Linked DNA regions of Mus musculus: all the other regions are linked to region 1. Evidence: chromatin loops called from intact Hi-C (ENCODE). Cell type or tissue: left cerebral cortex. All regions are shown on one strand.

Region 1 (8,000 bases):
CCAGTGTACTCCGGGGCGGGGGGGGGGGGGGGGGGTGGGGGGGGAGCTCTACTTGTAGTATTCTGTTACGAGACATCTCAGGAAAGAAGACAGGATTTGGCACCAGCACCGTCTAGGCTGCATGAGTTGTGACCTTGGGCAAGTATCTAAACTGAGCATCTTCTTATAAAGTAAGAATCCTCTGGTATCAATTAATAGAGTCTGAGTGAGGTCCGATCTCAGGAAGTGATCTAGTACTCGGACACCACCACCTTAATAACTTAGCCGTTATTACAGCACAACCAGGCTAAAGTCGGACTTCTGCTGTCTCTACCAGCTTCAGTCACCTGCACTTCCTTCTTGTTCAGTGATTCCATACTTGTTCACACTCCAAACTTCCCCTTATTTTCAACAACCTGGTGTTAATGCAAGCCCTCCCTAACAGCCAGTATAGCAGCCAGTTAGGTGAGGTTGAGAGTCAACCCACCGGTGGGATGAATACCAGGTTATCGGATCCTTCTGCCTGGCCGTGCTTAAAGGGGCCGAGGCTTAAAGCAAAGCACCTCAGGGGGAATCCAGACAGTTCCTAGGAGTCATCTTGTAAAATGAGCCTAAGGATCTATAACCAGCATGTCAGAGGACTGCAGTGCACTGGAGCAAAGGTCTTGCTTTCAAGGCCATTACAAAGGTGCGATGGTAAGCTTATTTAAACTGGGCTTTGCTTCGTGAATCAAAAGCACCCTGACCAATTCAGTCTTATTAGGCACTGCACTATCTGACGGACAGTTGTGCCATGTGTCCCAGAAACCTACCTCTGGCTCTCTTTTGGTGTAAAGTATAAAATAAGTATGCACAAAAGGGCTCCCAGTGTAAGCCAAACCAAGAAGCCTTTTGGAATCACAAACTGCTTCACTCATCTTTGGATCCAAACACCCCAGCCATGGACATATTTAACACATACCCACTAAGTCAGAAAGTTAATAAAAATGAATTGTGGATTGGGGACATACCTCAGTTGGTACACTGCTTGCCAGACCTGGGTCCCATGCCCAGCACAGCCCAGACCAAATGTTAACCTATACCTTATTATCCCTGTGCTTAAGAGATAGAAGTAGGAGGATCAGAAGTTGAGGGCTGACCTTTCAGAAACCCCTAAGATGAGGTCGGCCTAGACTACAATGAGACCCTGTCTTAAAACAAATGAATCAAGAATAGGATAAATACAGGAACATACTTCAGGCAGACTGAGAAGCAGCAAATTGTTAATCCTATGGTTTAGTGTGTGTGTATTCTACTTTTGCCTGCCAACTTACAATACCATAGACCACTTCCTCTCAGTTACCTGTCTTTTCCTGCATGCATTCCCATTCAGAGGCCATTCACATGGCTGCTTTCCCCCATGCCTCGTTTCTGTTTTTCCTGCCTCAGAGAGTTGAACCCAGAAGTTCACACGTGCTGAGTTTGGTTTAAGATGGTTCAGCACATGGTTAGAGTATTTTAAGTTAGCAAATAGCACAATTACATAAATGACATGTAGCTGACTAGACAAACAATCCAACAACAGACAGATGTAGTGAGAAGCTGGAATCCTGGAGATAAGGCTGTGTGTTTTTCAGAAAGTCAACATCTCTGGGCCTTAGCTCCAGGTTTGTTTGTTTGTTTGTTTGTTTGGGTGATTTGAGACAAGGTTTCTCTGTGCAGCCCTAGCCCTGGAACTAGCTCTGTAGATCATGCTGGCCTTGAACTCATAGAGATCTGCCTGCCTCTGCCTCCTGAGTGCTGGGACTAAAGGCAGGTGCTACTATCACCTGGCTGCTAGTTCCAGGTTTTTTAACAAAAAGATGGGTAATGGGACTCCCTAGAGGACCCTGGTTTGTGGAAAGAAACACTTAGCAAATCTGTTCTTAGCATCAGTTCATGACGCAGGATTGAAGGAGCTCAGTGGCAGTGTTTACTCAGCACGTGTGAACTTCTGGGTTCAGCTCTCTGCAGCAGGAAAAACAGAAACAAGGCATGGGGAAAGCAGCCATGTGAATGGCCTCTGAATGGGAACGCATGCAGGAAAAGACAGGCAACTGAGAGGAAGTGGTCTATGATATTGTGAATTGGCAGGCAAAAGTAGAATACACACACACACACCTCACACACACACACCCCTGGGAAGGTTAGTGTGTGTCAGAGTTTTTTTGTTAGGCAACAAATATGCTCTACTCTGCCATAGTTCCTGGAAGACAAGGCAATTTTGCCTCGATTTGTATGTAGACTTCAAGTTGGAAATCTAGCACAAAGGTGAGTACTTCCCCTCTAACAGCAGCACAAGCAGTAATTAGCGGAACTGCTGGGGGAAAGAATTCTGTGAACAACAGGCATCCAAAGGCTAAGGCTCTGGCCAAGAGAAACACTGTTAATCCCAGGGAAGGAAAAGGAAACATTTATCAAACCACTATTTAGCAGACCCCCTGTTGGGTTCTTCCATTTACAGTCTCTTGAAACCACCTAATAAATAAATCAGTTACATGGGACCCGGCTGGCTGACAAGGAAACCGAGTCAAGTAAGAACTACTTACTAGTTACCTATTTTGAAAAACCCAACACCCATGTTTCCTATTCATGGTTAAGTTTACCCTCCATTCTGTGAAAGTATATAACATTCCTCCTTTCTGTCTTCAGTTCCAAACTGAAAGACAAAAAGAGAATAGAAAAGGAGATGGCCTATGGTGGATGTTCCTGGCACTGACGTTATCAGGAGAAAAATCTCAAAGGAAAGTAGCCCCCCCCCCTTTTTTTTTTTCAAGGTCAGAGCTTTCGCAGAGAAACCCGGCAGTACTGGGACTGACTAGATAAACGATGCACCTGTGCCCAGCCATAGATAAAATCTACGGTGTGCATTCGCATTCATCTAATGCAAAGCTGACTGTATCTGTAGATTTTTGACCCAAATGCTGTGGCCTGAGACTTTGCAAAAGCACAAAGACTTGCAAGTACAAACCAACAGGTTATAACTGCCAAGCGGTTAGAGGAACGAATTACAAAACCAACAGACAACACTGGCCCTCCTGTACAACTGTACAAAACACTTCCTGCCACCAGCCCTGACATTAAAAAAACAGAAAGACAGTCGAGGCTTGGGAGGAGGGCTGCTCGCTCCCCCACAATTTCTTATCAGACTTCTCCCCGGGTATCCTCCAGCTAGGGAGTCATGCGTTGCATTCTTTCAATCGCCCCCTCCCCTTACGAAAATTCATCCAATGCATCCTTCAAATTTGCAATCAAGGCGCCTGGAGATAAGCATAATGTAATCTAGAGCAGGGACGCCAAGTTCAAAGGTGCCGAAGGCTTCAAGATCGTCTAAAAAGAACTCTCTCTGGACCTTACTATCTCCACCTCAAGGATAGGGGAAGGGGAAGGCTTGCTGGCAAGCAAACAATAAAGGACACTTTCCCTAAAACTCTGAGCAGCGCACTTTATGGATTCGCAGACTCCAGGCCGTTACCCGCAGCTATGCGTCCGCGTCTCCACCCTCCCGGGGCAGGCTGGGCTGCAGATACCCGCTGGAGTGGTCGCGGGAAAGCGGGCGTCCCTGGCAGCAGCAAAGGAGAGGAAAGCAGGGAAAGGCCAGCGCGCGGCCCCAAAGCCCGGTACTGCACGGACCCACGCGGACTCCTCCTCGGCAGCCCTTACGGTCGCTCAGAGAAAGCTCGGAGGAAGATCCAAGCGCGCCGCCATCCTTCCCTGCGATCTCCGCGCCTGTCAGTGCGCCAAAGTGGCTGCCACCCACGAACAGGTGCGAAAGCATCCATCCCGGCGGAGCTCCGCTCGGCCCGCGCCCCGCGCTCGCCGGGCCACGGTGCCTGCCGCCCCCCGCCCAACCCGGACCTCACGGCGCCAGCAGCCTGGCCGCACCCCAGTGCCTTGGCACCCGCCAAGTTCCTGAAGCAGGCGGCTCACCTCTCTGCCTGAGCGGCTACGGGGAGCACCGGACGGCAGCAGGACCGCGCGAGCAGGAGGATGTGCAAGCGGGCGCGGGAACAGAAGCAAGCTGCAGCCGCGATGCAAGAGGAAGGCGCCCGGCAGCTTCAACCCCGGCGTGGGCTGACCGTGACGTCACAATGGCGCGGCCAGCCAATCCGAGCCCGGAGGCAGGATCAAGCGCTATGATGTCATGCGGCCTTGGAACCAATCCTGGGGCGATAGAACTTTCGTGATTGTAAATTCCAGAATCAGATGCGGTGAGCAGAGGAAGCCAGGGTTGGTCTCCTGTGGTTCACGTGTCTCGGGGCAGTTTTCTTGCTTCTTCCTAATAAGCCTGCGTGGGACGCAGAGTCTGCGCAATAGCCACAGTGAAGTTCTGGATGCCCTGAACTCTTTCCAACAGCCGGGGGGCAGGGGCAGGCTTGGCGGTGGTTTTTTTGTTTTTGTTTTTGTTTTGGCAGGTGCCCACCCACCTAACGGGTTTCGCCACCATTGTGAAGGGGACCCTTTTCATGGTTTTAGCAAGGGTTCTAAAACCTAGGTGGAGCTGCTGTTGCGCAAATTGAAGCAACAGAAATCACTCAGAACTTTGCAACCGTAATTCTAGGATAGGTTGATCACACACTATTGGGAGTTTTGATATTTCTACTCTACGAAATTATCAGTCTTGTAATGAAATACTGTAATGTCTTTCAGCTGGGCAAATTCAAAGACTTAAAAGGGACGCAGGTACAAACATAAGAGCCTTTCTAGTTTTCGCTGCTGTTTGATAAATCAAGGCCTACAACTCTTACTTCAAACGTTAGAAATGTAACCTTTTGTTGTGCCCCCTTTGCTTTACACCCACTGACACAACACAGCCAAGCAGTCATTCAGTGTAGAAACATTTTTTTTAAATTATAGTAAAATGTTTATTGTATATTCAGCAATGTTCCAGGACCCAGACCACTGTCATAGGAATACGAATATACAAACTATAAACATTAGATAATTTAAACATTCACAAATTGCTGTAGCAATAACAATTAGTTGCCATTCATTTCTATAAACACTGAGTAAGGACCGCCTTCCCCGCAACAGTGCTGAGTGCTAACCATAAGTGCATGTCTGTCTGTCTATACAGGAAGTGTCGTTCAAGTGGCATGTGAGTGGTCATCTGTGCAACCTGGCCTCCTAGCATTCACCGTGTTCATTGTAATTGTCTCGTAGCTTTCACATACCAGGGACCGCTAAGATCTGTAGGCAAGTAATGCACTAAATCTAGCTTGTTTCTCCCCTCAATGGCATTTACAAGGCTCGAGGCATCATCTGCGACAGTTCTTTGTAATCTGGAGTATGACAAGAAGTCCTAACCATTTTTTTTTTTTTTTTGAATGGGTGAAGCATGAACTCAGCGGTGCCATGTTTGATCCCTGTTTCAGCTCCACTTGCCATCCGTGTTCCTCCTGTTCAGGATTCTTAACTCTTCTCTAGGCTATTTACTAGCAAGGCATACTCTTCTCTTCCTAGGGTTCCCAGTGTGTAATTTACATATGCAATCAGAGGCAGGCGGGACCTTCCCTGACACAGCAGCTAAATTTACTCCACTCCACAAGGTGTGAAATGACCAGCCTCATAGCTACCCCCATTTTAGTATCTTTGAATTCAAGTGTAAATCTGCAAGAAACGCACAGAACTTGTATAACCTCCCATCTTAGCTATTTTTTTCCCAAATAAAAAATCCCTATTCAGTGCCAGGCTTACTAAGTGATGGAATGGAAGAGAAGTGCTTTGGGTACCATGAGAACTGGATTCTTGGCCTCAGGAACTATAAGAACCATGAGAAGCTATCCCTGCCATTTTACCTAGCATATGTGATTTGAGATAGTTCTTTAGTAGTGTTCATGTGGTAATATAAAAAAATGTGTTTTTTCTATTAAATAATAATTTTATTCTCTATTTACTTTTAAATTATGGCAGCACCCCCCACCCCAGACACTTTGCTCTTCGTTTTTATCAGTGAGCCTACATCTCCTCTAATACACTTCCAAGTATGTAAGGACTGCTTCAGTATTACTTTTGAGGAAGGAATTATTTAATATCCTGGGCAATTTGTTTTATTGCAATAGCAGCTGCAGTTGAATTAAAAATGCAATTAACAGCTTCATTATAATACCGAATTCTAATGACTGAAGCTGCTACTGTTCGATTTGCATGGCATAATGAAACCTGTCTCTAAAGTGAAAAATCTATGTTAATCTCTGAACATCTCCAAGTTGAGTAGAATCTAGGATGACTGTGGTTTTATACTAAGAATGACACTGTACCATCTGTTGAGGTCTCTTGCTCCCCTTTCTTCTTTTCTTCTTCCTCTTTTTCTTCTTTTTCTCCTGTTTTTTCCAGTCAATGCAGTACTACCTATCAACTTCCCGTCTCAACAGAGTATTAAAGCCCAAATCCTAACAAAAGCCTTTGGACTTTAATTATTTAGCATGTTGCTATTTTTCTAATCTTCTAAAAGTATCCACCTCCTGTGGTGCAACAGAGGAAGCCTTGACTGAGTGCATGGTTGACAAAGGCCAATGCCTTAGACCCAAGGGAATTGGCAGCACCTTCACCTGGGTGAGGCTCAGAGACGTAGCAAAGCCTCCCTCTGGTCCAAGTGGGAGTATAGAAGAATGACTGGCCAGTATGCCAAGGCAACTTTAGCTTCCTTCCCTTGGAGCCTGAGACTGCTCCCCTATGGAGATCTGCTAAGACTAGCTAGCAGTTTCTTGAGGCTCCAGATTGTCCAGTCGTAGGTGCCATCCCATCAAAGTGACTTGTTCCACTTTTTGTAAGCATGTCTGTCCCGTTGTCATTCCCTCATCGCCCCAGTCAGGTTTCCACAACCAAGCCTTGCTGGACATTGTGGTCTTTTTAAAACAATAGCCTAATTGGATACAGTGAGCACTAGACCAGCTCAGAACCCTGGCTCTTACTGGTTCTCTAAGTCTGCAAGGATTTAACCTAGCAATGGCTTAAGGCTTGCAACTTTGTTTCATTATGATCTTTGCATAAACACCACCTCCTCAGGAAGCAAATGACATTTTTCTGTCACTCCATACCACCTTCCCCTTTGCCTCCTGTTTTCTGTATCCTCTTTACTATTTTTCTCCTTAGCACTCATTACTATTTAACATACCACATTTGCTTTTTAACAGTTATTACCTGATCCTCTAATAAGCTTACTGTTTAGGACTGTATCCCAGGACTCAGAGCAATACAATTAGGGTGAAGGCAAGACTGAGAAATGGCTCAGCCCTTAAGAGCATTTGTTGTTCTTACAGAACACTTGAACTCACATCAGGCAGCTCACAAACACCTGCAATTCCATTCCCAAGGGATCTGACACTCTCTGGCCTCCTCACATACATGCACAGACGTGACACACATAAACTCATGCGAGCACACACACAAGTATAAATCTCTTTTTAAAAAACTCAAGTTTGCATTAATTTGAATATCAAACACTTTCCCATTAGATAGAAATTATTATATTTATTACAACAATTAGTCAAATTTTGGGGGCCAGAGATATGGCTCAGCAGTTACAGGCACCCAGTTGGAAGCTCACAACTATCTGTAAGACCAGTTTCAGGAGACTGAATATTTTCTTCTGACCTCTGCAGACACCAGGCATGCACATGACGTGTGTGTGTGTGTGTGTGTGTGTGTGTGTGTGTGTGTGCGTGCATGCACACGTGTGCGAGTGCAAAACACTCATATACATTTTAAAAATAAAGTTAAAAACTGGTACCAGTTTCTCTTTTAATACTGATAAATTTCTAAGACCTTTCCCAGTAAAGCTTGATTGAAATCATTCTTATTATTTTATTGTACATATATATATATATATATATATATATATATACATATACATACATAAATGCTTTGCTCATGGGCATGTCTGTGTACCACATGTGTGCCTAGTGCCCCAAGAGATAAGAAGAGGGCACTTGATATCCTGTGCATAGTTGGGAGCCACTTGTGAGTTCTGGGAATTGAACCTCAGTCCTTGGTAAGAACAA
Region 2 (8,000 bases), 51 kb before region 1:
CTTCATGCCATCCACATATGAAGCACACACAAGGACCCAGTCACAGTTATCAAAGTGTGTGCACCTGTCCATCCTGCCAGCAGCACCCAGGACCCCTGGCAAGATGCAATCTTGAACTATCACAAACCTTCAGGATCTAAAACCCTGGGGTCGATCACCAGGGCTGGCATTCAAGAGTCCCTGGTCACAAATTCTTGAGAATCTAATGATGTTGCTTCAAAGTCTTGTCTCCGATCCCAGATCTGACACCACCCAGAACTTGTTGGCCACAGCTTTAGGCCTTACCCTAGATCCTGTGACCCTGAAATTTATGAGCGAGAAGCCTACATGGGATGTGTGTGTCAGAGAGACCTCAGGTAGCCTAGGTTAAAATTCTCATTCTCCTGCCTCCGGCCTCTGAGGGCTGTGATTTTGCCAGCCGGCCAGTGTTTTAACAGCTGATTCTGATCATATGAAATTTGGAAAACAACTGCGGGTCCCGTTGAAGCTGCAGACCACCATAACCCCGGGAGCTCTAAAGGATTACTAATGCCTGGCCTCACCCAGACCAGGAAACAAACCTCCCGGGACTCACAAAGTTCTCAAGAGAATTCAGTGTGCGGCTCAGACTGTAAACCAGTAACTTCACCTACTGACCTCAGTAAGAAAGTTGTTCAAGGGAAGGGGTAACTGAGAACCCTGTTGTAGATTTGGTCTAATGCCACTTTAATTATGTTAATCCCCCCCCCCAATTGCACAAGAATCCTCAGTGTGCATGTAAAATTCGGAGGGACCCTGCCCCCAGTTAGTTTTGATTGGTAAATAAAGTTGCTGACAGCCAATGGCTGGTCAGGGAGACAGAGGTGGGACTTTAGGATTCCTGGGCAAGAGACTGAGGAAGGGGAGAAAAAGATAGCCACCATGCCACGGAAGGAGTAGATGCCACGCCTGAGGTGCTGGACAGAGAACACAGCTGTCATGCAGGTGCTGGGGAAACTCAGTCTGAGAGGGCAGCCAAGGTGGAACACAGGTAAGTGACGAGTTGGAAGGTCCATCAGCCAAGTGGAGGTTAGAAGTGGCCCAGCCATTGAGCTGTTTAAGGCATATTAAAACATAAGGACACTGGGGCGGATATCGAGGAGTGCCGCCCCCTCTGCCGGGTCAATGTGAATATCGATAATTGGAAACTGAAACAGAGCCAGGATCTAGGAGGCTCAGGTTGCTCCCCCACTGCCCTCCGACAACTACTCAGCCTGGTAAACGGTACAGATGCCCCACAGCAAGCAGAACGTTTTGGACAAGGACTGGAAAGCAAAACGTTACATTTTTAGCCAAGCAAACGTCAGAAATAAATGCCAGCCTCGGCACAGTGCATGAATGCGGGGGTGGGGTGGGGTGTGTGTGTGGGAGCATCTGATGTTTCCTGTAACTTCCCTTCCAGTGTTTTCCTTCTCTTCTGTTACTTTCTCTACCTGAAAACATTCTGAGTTTACATATTTTTCATGGCCAGAGAGCAGCATTAAGAGTCTGGTATACCATCAGATGTGGAGGCTGTGGGTTGGAAGGTTTGACAGGGAGGAGTGTGAGACCTGTGGGTTTCACTGTCAAAAGTGAGGTTGGACTAAATCCTCTCCAGCGGCTTTCTGTCCAAGTTTTCAACGATCTCTCAGCTACACTGCATAACAGGCCATGCACGCTGCTGCTTTCTTTCTAGACTGGCACCATGAGGCATATATATCCTTTGGGTCTTATGTCCTCTTTCAAGGCCAGTTAAGTCTGTCACTCACAGGCCTATGAGAACTTTGAAGACTCAAGATGCAAACCCAGAATGAACAAGGAACGGAGGGAGAGGAGGTGGGCTTGGGCCTTTGGAGACCAGACTGGAGAGAGGGTTGTGACACCAGAGTTCTTCCTCCGTCCCATGACAGAAATGCAAAATATCTCGAGATACCAAAAGGAACCGCTTCTTGTCAAAATGTCACAGATAATGCAGTAAGGGTTCCACGAGGACAAATGTGTACAGTGAATATTTGCTGAAACGGTTATCTTTGTTATATCTTTTACCATATTAAAAATGTCACATTTTAGCAGGGTGTGGTGGCGCACACTTTTAATTTCCTTTGGGAGACAGAGGCAGGCAGAGCTAAGTGAGTTTGTGGCCAGCCTGGTCTATATAACAAGTTCAACACCAGACAAGGTAAATAGTGAGACTCTGTCTCAAAACTACGGAAGCAACAATACAAGTCACATTCTGGACCCTACCATCACTGTTTTCTTTAGCTACCATCTTGGGGTCCTGGACCAGAGGACCATGTGTATGTCGCTTCAGACGACTCTGGTAGGAAAGCGGGCAGATGCCCCCTTTACAGTCAGTCCTGCAGGTGCCTCTTAATAAGGAAGGCTCTGGTTCCCTCCTGACATGTGACTCATTTTTGTTTCTAAAGGAATCTAGGTAGAACTCTCCTCTATAAGCAAATTAACTCAAAATCCTACTTGCCCTTTCCTCTAGCCTGGGACAGGAGTAGAAAAATCTCTATGTTAACACCACCTTTGGAGGACAGAAATCAGGCCTGGGCCCTGGGTGGTGAGCTGCCAGCACCAACAAGCCACATACAGGGGATGCTGTTCACTGGTGGCCATGCTCCTGGCCTGTGCCTACCACACCTCCTCCACTCTGAGGTCCTTGTGGAGGCAGCCTTCAGGGTCACATTCTCTCCACTGGGACTGCCACTCACCGCTTCTACTAGGGCCAGCTAGGGAGCCTCTCAATGCAATACATTCCACACTTAAAACCTTTCAAAGACTTGCTGTTGCCTCCATAACAAACCTTCTGAGGTATTCCAGTTCTACAGTGAGCCTCCAAGTTTCCCCTTCACTTCTATACCTACAAGCTACTTATCCAGATACAGTTTTCCAGATCCGTATTTCCTTAACCCCCGAGGTCAGAGGGCTGCATTAGCCTCTAACGTCTATGCTGAGATAGGGACACTGGCTTTAGTGTCTCCATCTGCTTAAGCCTTAGGTCCCACAACTCAAGCGGCACAGACATGGTCTTGCATCAGAAAGGTTATCTTGAAAGGTTGGTGATATGAACTGTGAATAGTTTATCTCATCCAATAAGGCTCCTAACAAGAGCATAATAAATATTCACAATGACTGTTTTATTCCTACTATCTAGAATTCTGTCCCAGGCACCCCAGGTCTCCAGATCTCCTATCTTCCGAAGCTCAGTTAGAATTCTATTTTCTCCATGACTGGAAGCCCAACCTCTCATGGCTTCTCTTAATTTTCTCAGCTGATCACTGTCCTTCCTCCGTCCCACGACAGAAATGCAAAGTGTCTCGAGATACCAAACGGAACCGCTTCTTGTCAAACGTCACAGATAGTGTAGTGAGGGCCCCATGAGGAAACTTTAAACCATGAGGGTCTCATGCCCCTCAGTAAGCTCTGGGGAGGCCTTGGTCTTACATCAACAGACTGGTAAAGAGGAGCGGGCTGACCAACGATACGAAACTAAGACAGAAGCTCAAAGTCCTCTAAAGCAGTGTTTCTCAGCCTTCCCAATGCTGCCACCATTCAATACACTTCCTCACGCTATGGTGACCCCAACCAAAAAATGATCTCATCGTTACTTCATAACTGTAATTTTGCTACTGTTATGAATAATAGAAGCATCTGATATGCAGAATACCTGGTATGTGACTCTGCTGGGGGTCACAACTCATAGGAACTAGGTATCAAGTTACATTTGTAGGAGACAGAGACATCAGTTCTGTCTGGAGGGAGGGAGGTGGGTTCATTTTTTGCTTTGCAGACAGAGAAATTAAAAAATATCCAAAAGTATTCCAAAGAGGCTCAAATTTTATGACAGGCTTCTGAATTCTGTTTATAAGAAGAAAACCATTTACCAAATTTTATAGGGGTGTGTGTGTGTGTGTGTGTGTGTGGAAAATGTCAGAAAGGCCAGAATAATTTAATACCCCAAGCTATGGACCTGGGCTAGCATTTATTTGTCTGGGTCTCTACCAAGTCTCCACAAATGGGCCAGTACTTGAAGCTTCTCCAGCCTCCGTTACTGTCAGAGGAACAGGGGATGCCATGAGCAGTGGCCCCAGAGACTCTCAATGCAAAGGACCGAGAGCCCCTCCCAGCCCTACAAAGAGCACACAGGAGAAGACGCTCCTAGAAAGTTCCTGTAGCTGCTGCTTCTCTGCAGGGCCCAGGTTCAAGTTTTCTCTGGCAACCTGGTCTGTCACAATGCTGCAGGACCTCAGACGAGGTAGAAGAAGGCTCAAGAGGATGGACGGGGTGAGGTACTGAGAAGAGGGCCGCCATCTACCTTGGGCTTCCGAGAGGCAGCGGAGAGACTGTTCCAGAGTGGAAAAGTAGGCCACAACAAACAGCCTGCTTCTATCTTCACACTCGCTGTACCACTAACTGGCCCAAGGACAACAAAGAGAGAGTTATTTATGTGGCTGTCCCCAAGTAACCAAGATACGGGCAGTGCCACTGTAAAGCCATATGTGCTTCCTCCTTCCTTGGAGTAAAGCAAACCTTAATTAGGCCAGGAACATGTGAAGAGCTATAATTAAGCGCAGCAAGCAGCCTTCTTCTCTCCTTGGGAGACAGCTCAGCAGCCAATGCAGGTTTTGTGCATCTTTTCATCTTAAGAGAACATAGCTGTGCATCACAGTGAGGTCCTGGGGACGCAGCTCAGGGAGCTGATGACGTCAGTGGTGAGAACTGACTGCTAACCACAAATGAAGGAGAACCTTCACCATAGTACTTTCTGGATCGCTACCAAAGCCTTCCAGAAACAAGGTCATCAAAAACACTTGAGTCTGATTGGAAAAGCTCTATCCTCATGGTCCGATCACCCCGTCACATCACCCCAAAGCCCTAAAACGACAGAAGGGCTGGCTGGTTTTGGTCATAAGAGGTAGATAAGTTATGTGGACATCATGCCCTGAACAGAGACAAACCAAAGGCAATGAAAACAGACTCCGATGCGATGCTTAAAGACAACGGCATCCCAGATGAGGAATGTTCCAAAGAGCCATTAAGACATTTCACAGATTTGCTGGCCTGTGTATGTTTTTATATCTGGTAGAAGTGAGCACTTTAAGTGAGGAAACAGAGACAAAGAAAAGGCCTGGCTAAGCCCAAGCATGTGTCACACAGCAGTTCTAGGCTCTGCTGCCTACCATGCCTGTTTCTGAATTGTTGGCAAGTCTTTTCAGGAAGGATGCTGAGAAAAAGACCTTTACCTGTAGCGATCTCCTTGTCTGACTTACAGCCAACCATAAGCTATTCCGAAGTGAAAAGCACCCACCTCCCCTACAGTGTAAGGCCACTTTGGAACGAGGAAGGCACCTCCCTTGCTTAAGTCATAAGGACCGCTCCCGCACACTTGACAAAACTCTAGCACAGAGCAAACAGGCTAACCTGAAACAGGTATGCCTGGAATCCTAAGTACTGGCCCCTTCCCTCTTGTGCTGAAGGTTTTTTGTTTTGTTTTTACTGTTAATACTTCCTCCACAGAAAGGGACAGGGACATTGAGAAGGGGACCATTAAATGAGGACACGACAGGTGCACGACATTTAGTAGGTACCATGTAAGTCTGATATTGTAGCTAAAACTCTGGCATTTCTGCTCCCAATACTTGAGAATCTACAACTGGGGCAAAACCAGGAGCCCCTGCCAGGGTCCTTTGCATGAGTTTAAACTCTACAGCCAACCTACTGCAGCCTTGCTTTGCGAAGCCTGGCTTTAACTAAGAACCTGTAAGATGGGGTGGTGGGTGGAGCTGCAGACCTTTTAGTCCCTGTCCTTGGGAGGCAGAGGCAGGAGGATATCTGTTCCAGGTCAACCAGGAACATAGAGGTATTCTATCTCAAAGTGAGCCAGGAACACGGAGGTATCTTGAGGGAGAGAGGGAAAGAGGGGGAGAGGGAGAGGGAGTAGGTGGGGGGGGGAGCTTGTGGTCTTCCCACATCCTTCATTACTTCAGTAGGAAGTTAAGTTCTCAGAGGTCTGAGGAGTCTGCAGAATGAGATCCGAGGCTTCCTCTTTGGCCAAGGTATTCTTTCCCTTCCTCCCTCTGGAGGTGGGTGAGGGGTAGGGAGGGGGTGCTTGGACTGTACTCCCCACTTCTCCTCTCCACTGTGTGTAATCCCCAAGAGGAGCTCCAGCCACACCAGGGGCAAATGCTATCTCCTTCAGATCGCCCAGGGGAGTTCTTCTAAGCAAGGAACTTCAGTTGTGAGGGAACAAAGTATCACCTATTCTGGGCAATGACCCAGGAATGTCCAACCTACAACTGTGCACCCCAAGATAGCTATGAAACCCCAACATAAAACCACAAACTTAAAAACGTTCAAACGTTCTCTCACTGCAGGGGTGGGGTGGGGGGTGTGGGGGTGGGGTAATGATGTCAATATTGTGAACTTTGTAGGTGACAATGTCTTGTTACGATGTCAAGAGGCTAGACACACCTAGCAGAGCTTGCCTACAAATACTGGTCTCTCCAGTTGAGTCAACTTCTCTGCACCCTCCTTAAGCAGGAAGGCAAAGAGCAAAAACCCTTTCCAAAGTGTTCTAAAAACAAAATACTTTCTCCAAAGCCCATTTTCCCACAAGAACATTATCTATTTTGGAAAGCCTGAACCAAAAGAAAAAGGAGACAGTTTGGAATATAATCCTTCCAGAGGAGCTAACTGCTCTGGGGCTTGAGCAAGGCAGAGCCCAGAGGTACCGTGGGAGGCGCTTACCTACCCCTAATTACAGAGGACAGGAGGCTCCGGCTCAGGGAGCAGCCTTTCAAAGGCCACATCACCCATCTTCCCAATAAAACACCATGATTTTCAAAGCACAATTCAAGAAAGCAGCAGTGTGAGCTCTTGGCAACCTGAACAAAGGCAGGAGCTGGCCAGGTGGAGCACACATCCACACCACGCACACCCAACTCCACAGCACTCAGCGCCAACCAGGAAGGCCGAGCTTGTTTTGCCCTACCCCATTCTTGTTCTTTAGAAGTCTGTGCTCAAGTTTTTCTATAACCTCTCAGACGCTTGGGGGAAGACAGGCACATCAACATAACCCCAGAAATGCTAATATGGGATCCTTATCTGGGACACTCAACAAACACTTCTGTTTTAAAGTAAAAAAAAAAAAATTAGCATAGGCTAAATCATTATTTCAAAAGCAGGACCTCAGAGGGGCAGTCGCAGGGCTTTTTTTTTTTTTTTTAAGTTTTGTTCTGAGACAGGGTCTCATTGTCTCAGGCTGACCCCACACTTGCTAGCTAGCCAAGGACAACTGCTAGGCCACGCATACTTCTTCATGCTCAGCTCTGAGTATAATCAGTTCCTTAAGAAGCCAATTCAGGAGATGAGGAGATGGCTTTGCTGGTAAAGAGAGCTGCATAAGCTCCAGGACCTGAGTTAGGATCCCTGGAGCCCATGAGCAAGCCAGGCATAGCCGCATGCGTATGTAAACCCAGCACAGCAAGAGAGAAATGGATAAGTTCGGATTTATGCCAAACCAGGTCTGTCTTCTTGGGAATACATTTTTTTTTTTTTTTTACATACAATTTTAAATGTTCTGAATGATTGAAAGACAATTTGGTCGTATTTTTCACAACATATGGTTCTATGTACCAGAGAAAAAAACACACTCAAAAAGTAATAATTTGTAACCTATAACTTATGTCTGATTGTTAAATAGTATAAAAATGTGACTCTCATGTTTACCCTTTTCCTATTCCTATACAAGGACAGCTTCGGTGGTGCAAACAACTGAAATAACAATGAGGAGATGTAGAGGGGACCTTTGCATTGCAGGCATTTGTCTGTCTGTGAGTGTGGCCTGGGCTGGAGTGGGGTGCTGATGGAATACCACAAAGGCACTTCACTTGGGAACAGAGATACCGAAGAAAGAGGCTGGGGATGGTGTCAGGGAGGAAGACTCAAAGAGCTGGTGTCTGTGGGTTTAGGCAGAGCTGAGCCAGAGAGCCTGGGGG
Region 3 (8,000 bases), 190 kb before region 1:
AACAGTCTTGCTAGCTCAGATATCAGTCAGGTGGGCAAAATCCAGGGTGGAATCTCCCTCAGACTTAGTAAAAGCCATTCCTTAGTAATAAATGGAAATGAATACATTCCTCTGCAGAAAGATGCATTAATTTTACCTCCTGTACAAGCCATGCATGCTAGTATCAAACTTTTAAAAGGTTAACAATAAAAAATAAACGTTGTTCTCTGAAAAAAAAAAAATCTTTCAACATCCTCCTCCAAACATCTGGTTTGAGTGGAAAGAAAGAAGCCGGAGTAAAAGATAATCTTGAGTAAAATGGTTGCGAGCAAGTGTGCTGCTCAGACCCGGGTGGGACGGACAAGGGCCTAGTTAGGCAAATGATAATCCCAAGTCCTCAGCACCCATCCACCCACAAACCCACCCGCAAGAGGTTTCAAGTCGGCCAGGGTGCTCCGCTCCTTCAGACTGAAAGATAAACACACCCATCAAAAGCCCCGGGCTCGGGAGTTTTCTCGGCAAAGGAGACCCGCAAGACCGTGGCGGGTCCACTGAGAAGCCACAGCCCCTCATTCCCGGCCATGAGTTCGCTCGGGTCAGCCGGTACCGCCCAGCACCCAGCGACAGGTCGCAGTGCAGCCCTCCAGCCCTAGCCCCAGCCCCACTTACTGGCGGCGATCGCGGCCCGGCGGCGCGTGCACCCGAGAGGGCCCGGCAGGCAAGGGCAGTGGGATCCGAGCGGGCGAACCCGGCAAGTCCACACCCGTCAGCGCGTGGCATCCAGCAGGAACCCGCCGCTCCGCGGCCTCCGGCAGCAAAACAAACAAAAGGCAGAGTGGCTTCTAGTGGGGACGACCAGCCGCTTTCCCTGGAAAAGCTGCCCTGCAGCTCCCCTCGCTGGCCCCGCGCGGCCCTGCACCACCGCCATCTCCCGGATGCTCGGCAGAGGGCAGCGTTGAGCTTCTGGGCTGCGGCGAACCCACCCGGGGGAGCCGCAGACTTGCCACTGACAGGCTGATTGACCCCAAAATACTCAAATAAGGGAAGCCCCCGCTTAAAAAAAAAAGTTTCCTGCCTGAATGTAAATCAATGCGACTAAACTGCACAGTCACAATGTTTTAAAACAACACATTTTGGCGTCTGTATTTAACCACAGTAGAAAAAATGATTTCAGCATTATTGCAACGTAAGTTTGAAAGACTGAATGGATAGCTTCCGAAGTGAGAAACCAAGGAGATGCAACACTCCTTTCTATGCAGTGGTAGGAAATCTAACACTGTTTGCAGAGGTTCTCAACCTGTGGTTAACCCTTTTGGGGATTCAAAGGTGGCCTAAGACCATCAGAAGACACAGATATTTACATTATGATTCATAACAGTAGCAAAATTACAGTTATGAAGTAGCAACAAAAATAATTTTAAAGTTGGTGATTACCACAACATGAGGAACTGTATTAGGAAGGCAGAGAACCACTAGAACAAACTCACAACATAAATTATATTGTAAAGCCTGAGTGGTGGTGTACACCTTTAATCACAGCACTTAGGAGGCAGATGCAGTGAATCTATGTGAGTTCTGGGACAGCCTGGTCTACATAGTGAATTCAAGGACAGCTAGGACTATGTAATGAGACCAAGTCTCAAACCTCTCTAAAATAAGTCATACCTACATACATATATACTATTGTGGGACCCACCTTAAATCATCTTAAAGGATAGCTTTGAAGCATTTTGAAAAAAAAAAAAAACAAATTACCACCCGGCTCTGGACTCTATCGTTCCACAGGGTGGTAACCCAAAAGGCTAGTAAAAACAAATTGCTAGGCCCCACACCAGAAGTTCTTGGGGCAGATGCTGCTGGTCTGGAGACCCACATCTTTCTAAATAACACTATTTTGACCAATAAATCAGTAACTCTTTTGAATTTAACTCTTTTTGAATTTAACTCTTCCCAGCCATGCTTGATGGAGTTACACATCCGCAGCCCCTGCGTGTGACAGTGGAAGCAGAAGCGCCAACATGAGCTACAGGAGAGCTGGTCTAACAAATAAGACCGAGTGCCCCCCCACACACACTTGTCATGTCGTTTTCCTTTCATTATTTGCCTCTGAATCCTGAGGACTGCAGGCAGTTTTTCTCAGCCCCTGAATCTAGCAAAGCTCAGATCACTCCTTTTGCTCCACTGTTGAAGAAACCTACGAGACAGTCAAGTTCCCCAGGGCTTCTGTTAACCTTACCTGTCTCCTTGTTTACCTATGTGATAGCTAGCCCATAGGACAAATGGAAATCACAAGTCCTCCTTAGTGAACACAAGACAAGGAGCCTAATAAGTCATATAGTGCTCATAAAGGGGAGCTTTAAAAGTAACTAAAATGATTACATTTTCAAACTTAACAGTTCAAGCCAGTCTGCCTTGCAAAGAGAGGAACTGCCTTTGTCTACCTTTGGCAGAGGTCCACTGGGTTACTAAGCAGTTTATATTAGAAGTCCTGGCCCTTGGGAAATTATGACCCAGTAAATACATGTTGAGATAATAAAAACCAGTGATGACGGCTATTGGTTATGACTGAGTACAAATAAGCGGTAGTGAACTGTAGCTGTGTTTTAATAAAACAGGCTTGTTGCTGTGAAGCAAACAGGGTTTCAATTAGGTAGGTACTGAATTTATCTTCACAAATATTTATCTTGTTAAATTTTACTACTTCATCAACTCGTTTGGATAAGAGAAAACGTGTTAATTGGCCAGCCCGCCTTAAACATTCAATCCTCACTCTTCATCTGAAAACTGACGTTTAGGGCTCATTGTTGTTTTATGTGCACTGTTGGTTTAGTATGTCTGTGTGAGGTCATCAGACCCCCTGGAAGTGGAGTCACAGACCATGTGGGTGCTGGGAATTGAACCCAGGTCCTCTGGAAGAGCAGTCAGTGCTCTTAACCACTGAGCCATCTCTCCAAGCCCCAATCTGGGGAATTCAAATCACGTCTGTTATTAGTCTTTTTTAAATTTTTTCCATTTAAAACCTAATTTTAAAGGGATCATTGGGAGAAGTGTTTTTCTTGAAAGACCTGAAATCTAGAGTCTCCTTTAAAAAACAAAGAAAACTACTGACATATTGGCATCCGTCGAATACCTACATCATAGGTAGTTAGTAGTGTACAAATGAAACCATCCATAGAGAAGGGCTGTTCTGAAATATAGGATTTGGGCAACATGTGCCTAAGGATGCAAGAGGCATATAAGCTATAGGGAGAATCAGCTGCTTTCTGATTGGCTCCGAGACCTGCTCCAACCTTGTCAAAAGTCCATGGCCCTATGGAGGAAAGAGGAGGTTACAGGCCCCACGTAGGGAGCCCTTGACTGTTGTTTTGCTAAATGCACATGTTGTTAAACTGCTTTCTGTCTTTTTATATGCAGAGATTAATGCTGTTTCCAACCTTCCTCGTGTGCTAGTTGGCCAGCCCACCTTAAACATTCAACCCTTTCAATGAAATTGACTAGTTCTAACACTGTGGAAACTTCATGTGAAAGCTGATGTTTAGCTGATGTTGTTTTGTGAGAGACGGTCTGGCTGGGTCTGGCTGTCAAGAGCACTTGCTGCTCTTGCAAGGGGCTCCAGTTTAGGTTTCCAGAATCCATGTGAAATGGCTCACAATCACCTCTAAGTCCAGTTGCAGGTGACCTGATACCTTCTGGCCTGTTTAGGAACCTTCACACTCATGGTGGCACATAAACTTACACAAGCGTACACACACAGAAGTAACAGTAAGCAAGTCTTTTAAAGAAAGGAATTAAAAGGCAGTTAAGAAATCTCGGGGAAGTCCCCGAAGAGCCACCATACGATTCCGAGGAAATAGAAGCCTCCTTCCAGGGTTCTTAGTCTCATTAATAAAATAATTTAAATTTGGACACAGACAGCACCTCAAGAACTAGGAAAACTAGGACTGGCGAGTTGTAAAACGGGAAACAGCCAGGAGGATGAGACTGAAGCAGAGAAACAGGCGTGGAACACGACCGGAAGGGGAACTTCGGAGGACAAGGAAGCTCAAAGCTTTAGTTAAGGAATGTAAAAGCATTCTTGGTCTCTAGCTAGAAAAAGTTTACCTGGTTCTGCCTGAATCTCATGGTGGCTTCTAGGGAATGACACCCTAGATTCTGGAAGAAAAATGACATTGTCTTAAATTGATTTCACCTTCCTAGGGGTAATCCCATGGGCCAAGTCCCTGACCTATATCCCACTAGATTAGTCTATAAGGGAGGAGCCAAGGACAGTCTCCACCTAGAGGTGGATTCCATTATTTACAAAATCTGCCGAGAATAGGTGACAGTGCTCAGCCCTAAATGGGACATATCTATATCCACTCCCCAGCCCCCAGCTCCGGGAACATTAAAGAAGATGGGGTGGAGAGAATGTAAGAGCCCGGGGACAGGAAAGAGTGTTCCGAGATGCTGTCTTTTGGATATGTCACGACAGGTGTATTCATCAGCCTACTGAAATTATGATAATTTCTACAAAATCAGGCCCAAAAGATAAGGCAATATTCCAGCATTAACTGGACTCAGTGGAATACAAACTAACTAAATAGACAACATACACAGGATTTGCAATTTCTTACTGTAATCAAGTTGCACCCCTCCCCTTTTACCTCCATGTCTTTGCCGAAGACGTACTTCATTTCTGAGCTCCAGAATAAAGTAGCACAATAAAATTTTAAGTTCTGTGAAGTCGGGTGAATGTAGCGTCCTGGCTGTTAGGTTCTAACACTTACAGAAACTCAATAAATGTTGTCTAAATGTCTGTCAGAGGCCAGGAAGCCCGTAAGTTTTGCTAGCATATGCCTGTAGGTGAAAAAGTTCTAAAATGTGCAATCCAAGTGCCTTCTATTGACGTGGAATCGGATGTTTGGACTGTAAGAAGTGGCACCGGGTTGGGGGTGGGTGGGTGTAAGTTCCGGCTCAACGTGGAACATTTGACTACAAATCCCAGCGTCCCTTGTAGTGTCCACTCCTTCAGGAGTCGGGTTTCAGGCCTTGAAAAGGGCCGTCCTTCCCCCGTTGTATTGTGGGATCTGTAGTTCGACGTGACTTGCGTTGGCTGTTACCACTCTCCGGCTGCACACATGAGCGTACGTTTTCTTCGGTTCAGAGTCTGTGGGGTTCAATGATTGTTGAGTTTTCGCTCTCTTTTCTCATTCTGACAGGGCACCCAGTGTCCAGGGCGCCTAAAGTACTGTCCCCTAATGTCCAATTAGGATCGACTCAGGGGGCTCTACTCCAAATTCAGGTTCAAACATTTTGAGCTAACGTCTGCTCCTTCCTGCCTGGGTGTTCTCAGCATCAAACAGGCGGGCTGAGTGAGGCGGGCCAGCTTAGCTCCACCGACGGCTGCACACAGTAGGCCCATCACCCTAGCTCGCGACGGGTGGCTGGTAGCCAAGCAGGCGGCGGCGACGGCGACGACGGCATTGCGCATGCGCGGCGCGGCGGCGCAGTTTCCGCAGCAGAGCAGGCAGCTCCGCCGCTGCGTCCAGACGTCTCCTGCTGGGCCGACGCTCAGCTCTTCGCTCGGTGCTCGGCCTCCGCTGGCGACCGGCGACCCCTCCGCAGCTCGAGTCCCCGGCCGCCGCAGCGCGCCTGCCTCCGGCCCCCTGTCCCGCGAAAATGGCTGCCGTACGCCGGGCCCGCAGTTATTGCCGCTGCCTGGTGCGCTTCTCCGACCGAGAACTCTGCTAAGCCGCGCTGCAGCAGACGGGCAGGAGTAGACACCGGGCAGCCGCCACCCCTCCGGGAGCCGGGCGCGGGAAGCCCCTCGACTGGGCCGGCCGCCGGCCAGCATGGTAACCGAGGAGGGAGGGCAGCAAGGGCCGGGTGGTGAGGGCAGGGTTTGACGGATAGCCGAGGAAAGGCCCGCTTCGGTCACTCCAGACTGTCCGAGCTGGGAGTCGGGTCTCAGGTGACCTGTCCTGGCTTCTGCACAAGGGAGGTGGCCCTGGCAAGCGGTGACACTTGTTGATCGCTTCTGTTCTGGCAGCCCGGCCCATAGATGATTTCGGGAGCTCCACGTTTGGGACGCACGCCCTCGAGGTGTCAGTGGCCCTGGTAGGATATTCGCAGGCAGTGCTGGCAAACTGGACTTGGAGGGATTCTTGCCAAGTTTCTTGATAGCGAGGGCCTAAGCCGCTTCTCTGCTGTGCGGACGGAGAGACTGCGCCAAGCTCCATGTGTGACAGCTCCGGTCTCACGGGACTGTTGCATGGAGTATGTAGGCTCTGCAGTGACTTAAGAAACTAGTTTCCGGCTAGGGCTGGATGATTTAAGAATGAAAGATACCAGACTGACTGGGAGAACACTCAAGTGGCTTTTTTTTTTTTTTTAACATGAATTGGCTGCAACGGTTTATTTTATGAAACTAGTCTGGTGCACAGAAAACACACTAATTGATTCTTCTTCTAAACTTTCAAAAGTAGTCCTCAAACCACGATTAAGCCCTTAACCTTCTTTATGTTCAGTTAATCTCATCTGCGAAGAAACTAACCCACTAAACTATACCATGATGCTTGAGTAATTTTCAACTATGAAAATACTGATGATTAACTAAGCTCCTGCTTATTTCAAGTGGGATTAAAATCGACTAAATGTAGTAAAATTCCAGTTCCTACTGTCAAAATCAAGGTTAACAATGGATTCTGTTCTGAGATAGGCATTCTGTATTCAACTAGTTATTTTTGAGCCTCCGACTAGCCTGGCATGGTGTGGGGTTTGGTGCAGTACCAGATCTTCAATATTAGCAAACCTATTAACTGTGATCTGTGATAAACTTTTAATCACATCTGAAAAGATGACCCAGAATTCAGAATCACTAATTCTCTTTACAGATCTCTCTCTCTCTCCCTCCCTCTCTCCCTCTCCTTAAATTAATGTTTTAAAGTGTGTGCTAGATTTATGTTAACTTGACACAGACTAGAGTCATCTGAGAGGAAGGCACGCCTCACCTGAGAAAGTGTCTCCGAAAGATCAGGCTGCAGTCAAGCCTGCAGGGCATTTTCTTAATTAGTGATTGATGGGGAGGGCCCAGCCCTTTGTGGGTGGTACCATCCCTTGGCAGGCCGGTCCTGGGATCTATGAGAAAGTTGGCTGAGCAAGCCATGCAGGAACAAGTCAGTAAGCAGCACACCTCCATGGCCTCTGCATCAGCTCCTGCATCCACCATTGTGTCCTGTTTGAGTTCCTGCCCTGATTTCCTCAGTGATGAGTAGTGATGTGGGAATGTAAGCCAAGTAAACCATTTCTTCCCCAAGTTGCTTTCGGTCATGGTGTTTCATCACAGCAGTAGTGACCCTAACTGAGACACCATGCCGTGTATGTGCAGGTGCCCACAGAGGCCAGAAAGAGAATTCCAGTGTGCTGCTGGACACGAATGCTGGGAACCAAACTCAGGTCCCCTGGAAGACTATCCAGCCCTCAACTGCTGAACCATCTCTCCAGCTCACAGATGTCTCTCCAAAGAAAGAGATCCCAGTATAGTGCTCACACTCAAATTCCTCCTAGCACATGAGAGTCTGAGGCAGGAAAATCACTGCAAATTCAAGGCCAGCCTGGTCTACATATCGAGTTTCAGTCCAGCCTAGGCTATACACAATGAGACCCTGTTTCAACTAACAAAAACTAATGATGCTGGTTTTTTTTTTTTTTTTTTTACCCAAAATCATGTGGTGCTTTTGGTCCTAAACGTACCAGCTGTGACAAAGATGTGCTCTCTGCCTTCGATACACTCTTTCTACTGAGGGAGACAAGTGATTTCAATAAGAATGTATTTGTAAGGTGACAGAAAACAGTTGGAAAATGCTGCTGACTGAATGTTGAAGTAGATGCAGCTAAGCAAGGAAGAAGGCAATCCAGGCCCAGAAGAGCAAGCAGCACACTGAGTAGCACTAACCCATTAGAGCCGGGAAGCTCTTCAGATCAGGCTAGCTTAGTCCGACTGCCCGACAACAGCAAGAGGGCTGTACTCCGTGGGACTCGGG

What was found. Peaks named below come from ENCODE experiments on the same cell type or tissue, not always from the same donor. Only the 100,000 strongest peaks of a DNase experiment are listed, where the experiment ranks them.
Region 2: a loop joins it to region 1, with 3 times the contacts of the local background. A loop is called at or near these places in 8 of 42 quality-filtered maps.
Region 3: a loop joins it to region 1, with 2.7 times the contacts of the local background. A loop is called at or near these places in 6 of 42 quality-filtered maps.

Annotation. Positions count from the first base shown.
Region 1 is chr9:77,913,454-77,921,453 of GRCm38, reverse strand. It overlaps Elovl5 (ELOVL family member 5, elongation of long chain fatty acids (yeast)), which reads right to left and starts at 4,089. Exons shown (of 8, transcript NM_134255.3): 1 at 3,928-4,089. In left cerebral cortex, a CTCF peak has its summit at 4,292; DNase peaks (open chromatin) are centred at 3,038, 3,757 and 4,135; H3K4me3 peaks cover 2,112 bases; H3K27ac peaks cover 1,484 bases.
Region 2 is chr9:77,964,444-77,972,443 of GRCm38, reverse strand. All of the region lies in intron 3 of Elovl5 (ELOVL family member 5, elongation of long chain fatty acids (yeast)), which reads right to left. Gm34771 (a long non-coding RNA gene) reads left to right here and starts at 3,908. Exons shown (of 3, transcript XR_003948188.1): 1 at 3,908-7,526. In left cerebral cortex, no CTCF peak of the experiment used is centred here; DNase peaks (open chromatin) are centred at 1,319, 1,606 and 4,526; H3K27ac peaks cover 710 bases.
Region 3 is chr9:78,106,104-78,114,103 of GRCm38, reverse strand. It overlaps Fbxo9 (f-box protein 9), which reads left to right and starts at 5,448. Exons shown (of 13, transcript NM_023605.2): 1 at 5,448-5,813. The coding sequence starts at 5,811. Cilk1 (ciliogenesis associated kinase 1) reads right to left here and starts at 866. Exons shown (of 14, transcript NM_019987.2): 1 at 649-866. In left cerebral cortex, CTCF peaks have their summits at 899 and 4,247; DNase peaks (open chromatin) are centred at 868, 5,019, 5,406, 6,050 and 1 more place; H3K4me3 peaks cover 3,840 bases; H3K27ac peaks cover 2,629 bases.